Regions from separate parts of the Homo sapiens genome. Here regions 2 and 3 are each linked to region 1. Evidence: chromatin contacts called from ENCODE Hi-C or POLR2A ChIA-PET data. All regions are on one chromosome and are shown on one strand. The core of a region is the stretch at or near the end of the contact, and the rest is flanking DNA. Distances in the headings are between cores, read along the strand shown. Region 1 overlaps DDX10 (DEAD-box helicase 10). Region 2 overlaps DDX10 (DEAD-box helicase 10). Region 3 has its middle 290 kb from the start of DDX10.

Region 1 (3,225 bases), core at 300-2,799:
TCAAAACAAAAATTTGCTTGGACAATTTAAAAGTGTTGAAAAGAAATGTGAAAGTTGAATCCAGTGCCATCACAAAGACAGTCCTCCCATTAACAAGTTCAGGTACAGATACACACACTGCTTAGAGACTTAAAAAGTGGTCTTATGAACAGCATTTCTGGAAACTAATCTGCCATATTAGCAGTGTTGTACAATTATATTTGTTAGAGCCATATAAACAAGCACTTGTTTATGAATTTGAAAACTCCTTATTTCTAATCATATAACAAGTTCAAAGGGCAATTCACATGACCTTCAAGAACAGCCTGTCCTATTTCACATTTCTTTCATTACCTGTGTAACTACCTTAAAATAAAGATAAATACGGCCTGTAAAAGTAGCTGTTTAAACTTCAACCACAAAAGTAGATTTAAAAATTCAGTAGTTAGCAGATGTTATAAATATTGAATATTGTATAAAAGAAGGAGATAAAGGAAAACGACTCAATATTTGATATAATGATTCAGCATGTTACAGAATAAACATCATGCCAAAACCAGCTTTAAGCTTTCCACTGAAAATTTACATCCTCAGGAAGTCATCTGCATACCAAACTCAAATAGGAAAAAAAATACATAAAGCAACTCAATATATGCATCTAAGCTTCATGTTACACAATAACAACTCCTTTTGAATTGGAACAAAGCTTAGATTACAAAAAAAGAATTAAGCACAGGATGCCAAAAAACAGAAAAGACACCTATAAGACAAATGAGCATATATACCAAACTATTTCAGCTGGCAACATCTGAGATCATGCTACCATTGTTTCACTTCATGGTAGCAAAAATTCGGAGTACAGTAGTCTTGACTTTAGAGTTCTTCCTTCTGTTTAAGTCAACTGAACATTACATAAGGCCCCTGAACACAAATCACCAGGTATGGAAGAGATAAAAATTAAGAGACATGTGGCTACATTATGAAATGTCAAGAAAAAGAAAAAAATACTAGCAAAATAGACCATTGGAATCCAGAGGTCAGTGGGTTGAAGAAGTAAGGGATGGCTTCAAAGAAGAGACAAGATAAGCACTGCATCTTGAAAGATGTGAAATGCTGGAGTGGGAAGAAAATAATCCAGGAAGGAATCCTTCACTGTTTAAGTGGAAACTGGGAAGAATGGTCTCGCAGGACAATAGGATAGGGGCTAGCTTACAAAACCCAACTGCAAGGGTGAACTTAAGGGTAGCATGGAAGGTAAACCACTTGAAAAAAAATACTAATTTGACCAAGGTTCACAGGAAGATGACTCAGAAGAACAACGAGAACCAATTATGAAGCTTATCCCCCCGAGCCAAGAATGAGGTAATAAGAATCTGGGGGCAGAATGGCAGTGTAAGTGGGAAGTGAAAATGGAACACTAAAAGCCACCACTAAATGTAGAAATGACGGGAATCAAAGCAAGCACAATCATACCGAGGCAAGTCAGAGGGGCCTAAGTACAGACTCCAGTGCTAGCGCTTCACTAACTATGCAACATTAGGCAAGGAAGTAAGTGAACCTGTCAAAGCCTGTGTCTGAACTTGTAACATGACAACAACACTACACAAGGCTGTGGTAAGAATTTAAATAAGTGAGATATGATAGTCAAAGTGCATGGTAAGTTATAAAAAAATTGATAGATGTTAATCATTTTCCAGTACTTATTTTACAAATACTTAGTCCAAGTTCCTAAAAGTCACTAAGTACCTAACACAGTCCCTGGCATCCGTTAGGTAACTGCTGCTGAAAGGAGGGAAAAAGAGAGAAAGAGAAAAAGTGAAGAGACAAGAGGCAGAAACATCCTAGCTCCCACATAGGAGAATCTTGATTTGGAACTTGGAATCTTTTTATAAGAGTATACTTATAAGCTTCAAAGTTAGCTAATCTGTGTTTTAACACCAACAGTGAGTTCTTACAGTACTAAAAAAAGAAAAAGCTACTAAAAAAAAAAAAAAAAGTAGGACTAAATCAATGTAAACAGGATCTGGAATCAACTCTAAGGTACAATGAATAATCTATGGGTATCATTCAAATCTTAATTAAAACTGACCTATGTTTACTTTTAAGAAAGCTTTAAAAGGACATTTGTTGAGCTAAAATGGAATCTACCCAGTCTCATTTCTAAAAAGGTTTAAACTGAAAAAGAAAAGAAAGCATATGCTTAGAGATTTCATTCTCACATTTAAGGAAATAAGTGTTCCAAAAATAAATTTTAATTTAATCATTTTAATTGTATGTTCATGCTCTTATCTAACACTGTCTCCCTGGAGGTCAACTTTCTGAACACCCAACAAGACAATTAGCCAAAACAAGGTTCTTCCCTATGGTGGGAGGTCAACCAGCCATCTCTTACTGCCTTTGTGCCTGATCACTACACCTGCGCTCTCTCCTGCACATGTCTTATTGCTTCATCACTCGTGGCACTTCTCCACTGCTAAGAAAATCTTGTTGTCCTTCACTGCATCGATCTCGTCAAACAGAAAAGGATTGTGACAAGGCAGCATTCCAGAAGGCCTTGCTTGCACCTGGCACTCAGTACCTCTCGTCTCCATTTACGCCGAAGTCTAAAGGCAAACATTCATTTTATACTCCAAGTGTGCGCACACAATGAGTAGCCCAAAATTATTTACAATACTGTCAATTACACTGACATTACCCAATTACAGAAAGCAAACTACACACAAATAATGGTAGGCACGACAGCAGAGAAAGAAAATGTGACTTAGCATCACAAATAGGTTTAACTGCTAACTTCACCACTGTGACCTTGGACAAGTCACTTAAAAGCCTTCCTTTCCTCCTCCGAAATTTTAATAGCTACCTTTCTTGTCATAAGGAAAAATGAGAACTTATGCAGAAAGTGTTCAGTATATGGTAAAATGCCAAATAATTATGGTCTTAATTATAATGATATGATTATTAGACATATTCCATAAAATCTACAATCCAATGGGTTCCTACTGGCTCCAAGTTTCAATTTGGTTCTTGTACAAATCTTCTTTTTCCAGAGAGACAAGAAAGGGAAAAAAAGATAATCAAGATAAAGAGGATAAGTTATAAGTAACAAAGCCAGTTCCCTTCTGTGTCTGGTATGGTGTCTACAAAGACAATTCTAAAACATGAGCAACAAAAATTTCAACAAAGTCAGCAGTGTCTGGAAAAGTGCTTAGTCTTCCCACAGGGAATATACTCATTTATATGTGCAAA
Region 2 (3,331 bases), core at 165-2,664, 140 kb before region 1:
GTGGAGGCATTCACCCTATCAAAGCTTAATTTTTTTTTTTTGAGGCAGAATTTCGCTCTTGTGGCCCAGGCTGGAGTGCAATGGCATGAACTTGGCTCACCACAACCTCCACCTCCACGGTTCAAGCGATTCTCCTGCCTCAGCCTCCCGAGTATCTGGCATTACAGGCATGTGACACCACTCCCGGCTAGTTTTGTATTTTTAGTAGAGATGGGGTTTCTCCATGTTGGTCAGGCTGGTCTCAGAACCCCCTACCTCAGGTGATACACCCACCTCGGCCTGCCAAAGTGCTGGGATTGAGGCGTGAGCCAACGCGCCCAGCCCAAAGCTCAATTTCTTAAATTCGTGGGACTGGTAAGGAGGAGGATGGAGTTGGGGTGTGGGCAAATGGATGGGTACAAAGGAAGCAGAGCTGAAATTTGTTTTTAATTCTAGAGCAGTGGAAGGAAAAGATATTTCTTTCTTTTCTCACTGCTAGGGTGACCAGTAGAGTATGCTGGAAAGAAAAGGGGATGAATCAAATGCAATGAGGCATTACATTATAATTCAGATTTTTCTACCAGCAGGAGCTTATGTGTTCCAGAGTTCCAAGCCCCCAGCAGAGGGCAGGATGCCCTTTCCCATAGAAGCTGAAGGCATCTTTGAGTTATAATTAAAGTGATCATACCTGGGTTTGCCCAGGACAGTTGTTTTGGTACAATTAGTCACTGCAACCCCTTTCACTCACCTAAGTGTCATGCTTGTATGGTACATGGGCAGCCTAAGTGATAATGGAAATCAACCACAGTATAGAACATCTTTTCTATGGAGAAAAAAAAAATGCTCCAGTTTACATATGAACTTGGACACAAAGTGTATAATTAGAGATTGTCCATGTGTGCTAATATCTATCTGGGTCCAGTAACATTGCTTTCTAGCCCTCCCCCTCTTTATTTTGTTTTACTGTTCTGCCTCTGAAAGGATTCTGAAACATCCCTAGAGTTATTATGCCTTTCAATAAACAATATGCTATAATTCTTCAATTTTGACACTATTTTGGAAGTGTCACAGTGAAAACAAGAAACTGTATTAAAGAGTTACTGCTTCTTTCACTCGATAAATACTCAGTACCTACTGTTTGTTCGTATCGGTCTAGGCACTGGTGATTCAGCAGTGAACAGAACAAAGTCCCTGTTCTGAGTTTCCCATTCTAGTGACAGTAAAAACAAGCAACAACAAACTAGTATGTATTTATATATTGCCTGGTAGAGAGAAGTACTATGGAGAAAAATATATCAAGGTAAGAGAATACAGGATAAGAGGAGGTTGCTATTTTGCATCAGGAAATCAGTGAATGCTTCTCTAGTAAAGTTATGTTTTAGCAGAAATCTGGAGACAGTAAGGAAACAAATCACATAGCTATGTGGTGATACCAAGAGCGAAGGCCAGAATCTGCTTAGTGCATTTGAGGAGTAATTAGACAGTCTAAAGTTAAGAGAGTTAGTGACAGAACAGTGGGAAATAAGACCAGAGAAGGAGCTGGAAGCTAGATCACATGTGAACTTTGTAGCTTTTGTGACAAAGTAGACAGGGAAACTCTTAAAGGATGGGGGTCTGAACAGAATTATAATATGCGACTTACTTTTAAAGGCTCATTCTGGCCACTATAATTCAGAATAAACTGGGGATAGAAGAGTGGGAGGATAAGAGAAAGAAGACTAGCAGACTAGTTAGAAGACTGTTACAATTAGTAATTCATGTTACAGATTATGGTGACTTGGATGATAGGGATAGCAGGAGTGTTAAAAAGTGGTTAAACTCTGGATCTATTTTTAATAAAGTTTTTATTTTTAAATAACTGTAGATTTACAAGAAACTTTCAAAGATAGTACAGAATTCCCATATACCCCTTACGCAGATTTCTCCTATTGTAATTTTATAGTCCATTTCTCCCAACCAAGAAACCAACACTGGTATATTACTATTAACTAAACTCCAGATGTTATATGGACTTCACCAAATTTTCTCATCTACTTTTAAGATAAAGTCAAATAGGATTTACTAATAAATTGTGGTGGAGTATAAGAATGAAAGAAGTGAAGGCTATCTCTAGGGTTTCTCCTGAGCAAGTGAAAGAATGAAGTTCTTCCATTTCAGCCTTCTCCTAATTCATATCCACATTTTACCATAATTTTCTATAATGAAAGTAAAAATCTCTACTGCCAAAATTTCAGTTAAAATCTTAAAAAATGAACACATTGCAGAAAGCATTATTTTGAGTCAGTATCGATATACTGACTCATAAAAGTTTGAACATATCAAACTTTGCTTGTCAAAAAAAAGATTTTGAAGTTTACTTGTAAACATGAATAATCCACAGTCTGCTCAGACTGAAATTTACAGCAAGACTTATGCATTTAATGAATTTTAGAAGGGTAAGAAATTCCCCCAAAATAAAATGTTAATGAAAGCTTATCAATAAAAATGCAGAATAATCTGCATCAAAATGGAAGACTCAGTCACATCTGTAACAATTCACAATTGACAAAAGACCTGCTGACATGTCTTATTTCAAATATGTTTCTGAAGTTCAAATATCAGTATTTTTAGATTTCAACGTTAAACAATGAAAAATGCTTTCTCAATTCAGCTCCTTTCAAAGAGAAGATGAGTGATGAAAACGAGCATAAGCCATGACAGAGCATAATGGCAATCTTATGCCCTGGCCTTGCCAGGTAAATGGGCTGGAATTTTACAAGATAACTAAAACAAACAAACAAACAAAAAAAAAAACAACGGGTTTAAAAATGAAAGAACCAGAGTTTAGAATTGTGTGCATGGCTTTTAATATACAAGTAAATTCATCAAGCCATTATTTGGGTTTTCCTTTAATTCTTCATCTAACTTCTCCCGCTTCCATGTCCATCCTTATCATTATTTCCTGCCCAGACTTTCAAAAAGGAGAGTTTACCTTAGCTTTTTCTCCTACTCACTGTCAAGCAGTCAGGAAAAAAAAAAAAAAAAGCTTAATTCTTAATTGTGGCTAGGGGATTTACCTCTTTAACCCTCAGTTTTTTCATCTGTATAAACTCAATAGAAAGCTCCTCTTACCTTCATCTCAAGGTTATTATGGGTAATGAATTAAATAACATACGTGAAAGTTATTCACAAACTGCTAGGGAGCTCTGATAGGGTATTATTGTCATATTACAGCACTGCCACAAAGACATAGTTATGTTAGCAACCGACACAAATTCAAGGACTTTTGTTGCCCATATCAGAGAACATTGGCATAGGAAAACATTTGGAATATAACCACAACATACCCCTTTAGCTTTGCCTCTCCATAAAA
Region 3 (3,390 bases), core at 220-2,719, 230 kb before region 1:
CTCTGGGACAACGAGCTGGCTCCAAAGCTTAAAAAATCATCAGAAACTGAGGCTCAAAATCCTTCCTGAGGAGCCAGACTGTCTGCTAGATGCCTCAGCACACTGGGAGTGACGCTGGGCTGCAGGCAGTTCTGAGGTTTAAGGCACAGATCGCTGTCTGGTCCTTGTGGACTCTTCCAGGCCATCCTTTTTTTTCACCAAACAGTACATGCTGGGCATGGTCTATGGCATCATCAAGGAGAGCACACCCTCTCCCCATGGCTGGGAACTCTGCATTTCCACCATTACGCCTCCCAAGGTGAACCAAGGCCTGCAAATGTAGCTCTCAGAGTCCCACAGCTCCATGCCCTGTGCAGAGACCTTCCGTCCCCACTGTGGTCAGCCATTGGCTGCTCCACCAACCACAGCGACCTTCAGCTGAGGCTGTGCAAGGAAGAGGCTGTGGTGAAGAGGTCAAGCTGTGGACTTAGGCCAGGTTCAAATCCTGGCTCTGTGTCATGGGGAAGTCACTTCCCTCTCAGCCTGTTTCCTTACCTGTAGAATTGGGTAAAATACCATCCCTTCAGAATCAAAGGATTAAATTCTAGCTAGATTAAAGGAGATAATGGGTGCAAATGGCTTCACACAGATAGTGCTTGGTGTAATTAGGCAGAATCAGTAGCTCTCATTTATCATTCATTTATTCACACACACACATTATCATAGGCACTTTCTATGTGGCAGGCACTGGGCTAGGTGCTAGCATGTGAAGAAATCAGACAAATAAACAATTACTTTTACTGCAGCACATAGAAGCACTGAGTATTGTGCAAATATATGGAAAAGACTTCTAACTCAGGTTGGGGGAGGAAATCAAGGAAGGCTTCCAAGAGGAGGTGGCAGCAGTGAGCCAGGAAAAGAGGGGTGGTGGGAGACAAGGGTGTACTTGGCAGAGGCAGCAGCATGTTCCAAAGCCCAGGGGGTTATGAAAGAGTCTCCTGTGCTGGGACCCACAAGGCCACAGCCCTGGCTGCTACCTAACACCACGGGAGCCAATTGTTTTCTCTATGAATTTGAAGGCTGGCAATGTATCTGTGCATATGATTTCTGATATAAACACACATATAATGCTATTAGGTTCAAATGCTTCCAAGCCAGTGCCTCACAGAGGAAACACTTGCAAACAGTCAACATCTGTGGCATAAAGGAATCCAGTGCTGGTGATGGGGGCTGTGGTTTTAAATTTAATAACATTTTTATTCACTCGAGGATAGTTTCTATTCAGCCCTGCGGCCCTCAGAGCCAGGCTAATTTGCACACGGCAGAGACACTCAGGTTTGTTTTTACCCAGAGCAGGAGATAATAAATAGATGAGGGTGAAAATTCTAATTGGATAAAGGTAGTTTGACTGTAGGCGAAAATAAAAGTAAAAATCCTCATGAACTAACCAGTTTCATGTGTTACCAAGTGGTGCCTCCAGCCGGGCCACTCCAGCCAGTCATTCAGGATAACAGACAGGCTGATGTTTCAATGACTCATCTTTGCAACAGCAGGGTCAAGACCAGAGGTTAAGAGACATATTTCAATTTAATAAACCATCTGTAGGAAATGCAAGGTTTTCAGTTTAGTGTCTTTGGCTTCCCTATCTAAATACATTTACATTAAGGTCCAGCACATCTCTAATTAAAATCTAAACTGTATTCCAGACTCACATCCAAAGAATGGCATTGAGTTCTGCGAAGACCTAGCCCACTGACTTGTGAGTTCATATTTGAAAGCTCTTCAACTCTTCCCTCCCCAATACACCATTTTCCATTTTTCACCTAGGTGGCAGTAACCTTGCTATGAATATAACTAGGGCTCATTTCTCCTCCCAGCAGATATAACTGTCACTTCATAAAAATAGTCAGAAATCTTCAAATGATTCATCCCATCAGCAGCATAACAATAGCTTAGAAATATACTAGATTTTCAGACATAGCTCTTACATGTCAGAGAACGGGGAGAAAAAAATGCACCGTAAAGCCAATTAAGTCTACTCGTAGAATACTAACTCCAGGCTCCACCGTCCACACCCAGCAGTTCTCAGCCCTGGCTGCACATTAAGATCACCTAGGAAAGATTCAAGTACACTAAAGGGATGGAATAACTAAAAATAATGAGGTCTCCAGAATGATTTAGAACTATCCACCAAGCTCCATTGATACCGTTTGAATAAGGTCTGTGGATTAGTGAATGGTATTGTATCAATGTTAATATCCTGGCTTTGATAGCTGCGCTGTGGTTATGTAAGATGTTAACATTTGGAAAAACCGGGGGAAGGATACACAGGACTGCTTTGTACTATTTCACATCTTTTTTTGGAAGTCTGAAATTATTTCAAATGAAAAGTTAAAAAAAAATTTTTTAAAGAAAGTAACTGGAAAAAAAAAATACCAAGAAAACCTTTAAAACATACCAGTGCCTAGGCCCCACCTCAGACCAGTTAAATGGAATCACTGTGTACAGAGCCTGGGTTTCAGTATTTTTAAAACCTCTCCAGTGATTTTAATGTGTAGCTAGAATTGAAAACACTGTTCTGGTGAGGTTAGGGGTGGGTGAAGTGATTCTGATTCCAGTTTTCCCACTTTTGTCACACCCTGCTCCATGACTTCAGGCAGGTCATTGAAACTCACTAAGCCTCAGTGGCCTTATCTGTTAAATGGGGAGACTAAGCTGTAGCTGAGTATATTGATATTGTGACAGTAGAAGGAAAGTGCAGGTAGAAAAGGCTTTATACAGTTTCAAGAACTGTAGAAACAGCAGGTGTTGGTGAGTCATTTCCTCTAAAGAGAAGCATCAGTACTTAACAGCCCCAGTACCTTTAGAATGCAATGACATACGCCGGGCATGGCGGCTCATGCCTGTAATCCCAGCACTTTGGGAGGCCAAGGCGGGTGGATCACGAGGTCAAGAGATCGAGACCATCCTGGCCAACATGGTGAAACCCCGTCTCTACTAAAACTACAAAAATTAGCTGGGTGTGGTGGCACACACCTGCAGTCCCAGCTACTCGGGAGGATGAGGCAGGAGAATCGCTTGAACCTGGGAGGCGGAGCTTGCAGTGAGCCGAGGTTGCAGTGAGCTGAGATTGCGCCACTGCACTTCAGCCTGGTGACAGAGTGAGACTCTGTCTAAAAAAAAAAAAAAAAGAATGCAATGACATGCCAGTAAATTAATAGGGGTAGCCTAGTGGTCAAAAAGTGGACACTTCCCTTATAACCAGGGCTTCCTTTCCTTTGATCACCTCAACCCAACCTTGCCTTGCATCTCTTCTTTTTTTTTTTTTGAGACGGAGTTTCACTCTTGTTGCCCAGGCTGAAGTGCAATGGTGCAATCTCAGCTCACCACAACTTCCACCTCCTGGGTTCA

The links. A loop is a pair of places that touch in the nucleus more often than their neighbours do. ChIA-PET counts read pairs that join two places held with the same protein, here RNA polymerase II (POLR2A). Pooled maps may share reads with other maps.
Region 2: a map of endothelial cell of umbilical vein shows a loop between it and region 1 (7-fold over the local background). The contact joins two enhancer-like sites. A Hi-C loop is called at or near these places in 1 of 168 maps with a recorded cell type or tissue (endothelial cell of umbilical vein) and 9 of 50 pooled maps. POLR2A ChIA-PET finds 5 or more read pairs at or near these places in 3 of 52 experiments (OCI-LY7, activated CD4-positive, alpha-beta T cell and activated naive CD4-positive, alpha-beta T cell).
Region 3: a loop to region 1 is called in a pooled map, with 5 times the contacts of the local background. The contact joins two enhancer-like sites. A Hi-C loop is called at or near these places in 6 of 50 pooled maps. POLR2A ChIA-PET finds 5 or more read pairs at or near these places in 2 of 52 experiments (Caco-2 and GM12878).

The regions. Positions count from the first base shown.
Region 1 is chr11:108,731,860-108,735,084 of GRCh38, reverse strand. The region is part of intron 13 of DDX10 (DEAD-box helicase 10); the gene reads right to left. The region is part of intron 2 of LOC124902750 (a long non-coding RNA gene); the gene reads left to right. Among named protein-coding and RNA genes, the nearest start is that of DDX10, 68 kb to the right of the region's middle. RefSeq lists an enhancer at 1,194-1,313. Within about 2 kb of position 1,549, at least 7 of the 41 ENCODE cell types and tissues checked have a DNase peak (open chromatin) inside an H3K27ac peak, as active enhancers do; they include endothelial cell of umbilical vein, where a contact is called at or near this core.
Region 2 is chr11:108,868,639-108,871,969 of GRCh38, reverse strand. The region is part of intron 16 of DDX10 (DEAD-box helicase 10); the gene reads right to left. Among named protein-coding and RNA genes, the nearest start is that of DDX10, 210 kb to the right of the region's middle. Within about 2 kb of position 1,414, at least 2 of the 41 ENCODE cell types and tissues checked have a DNase peak (open chromatin) inside an H3K27ac peak, as active enhancers do; they include endothelial cell of umbilical vein, where a contact is called at or near this core.
Region 3 is chr11:108,957,072-108,960,461 of GRCh38, reverse strand. No RefSeq gene overlaps it. Among named protein-coding and RNA genes, the nearest start is that of DDX10, 290 kb to the right of the region's middle. Within about 2 kb of position 1,469, at least 2 of the 41 ENCODE cell types and tissues checked have a DNase peak (open chromatin) inside an H3K27ac peak, as active enhancers do.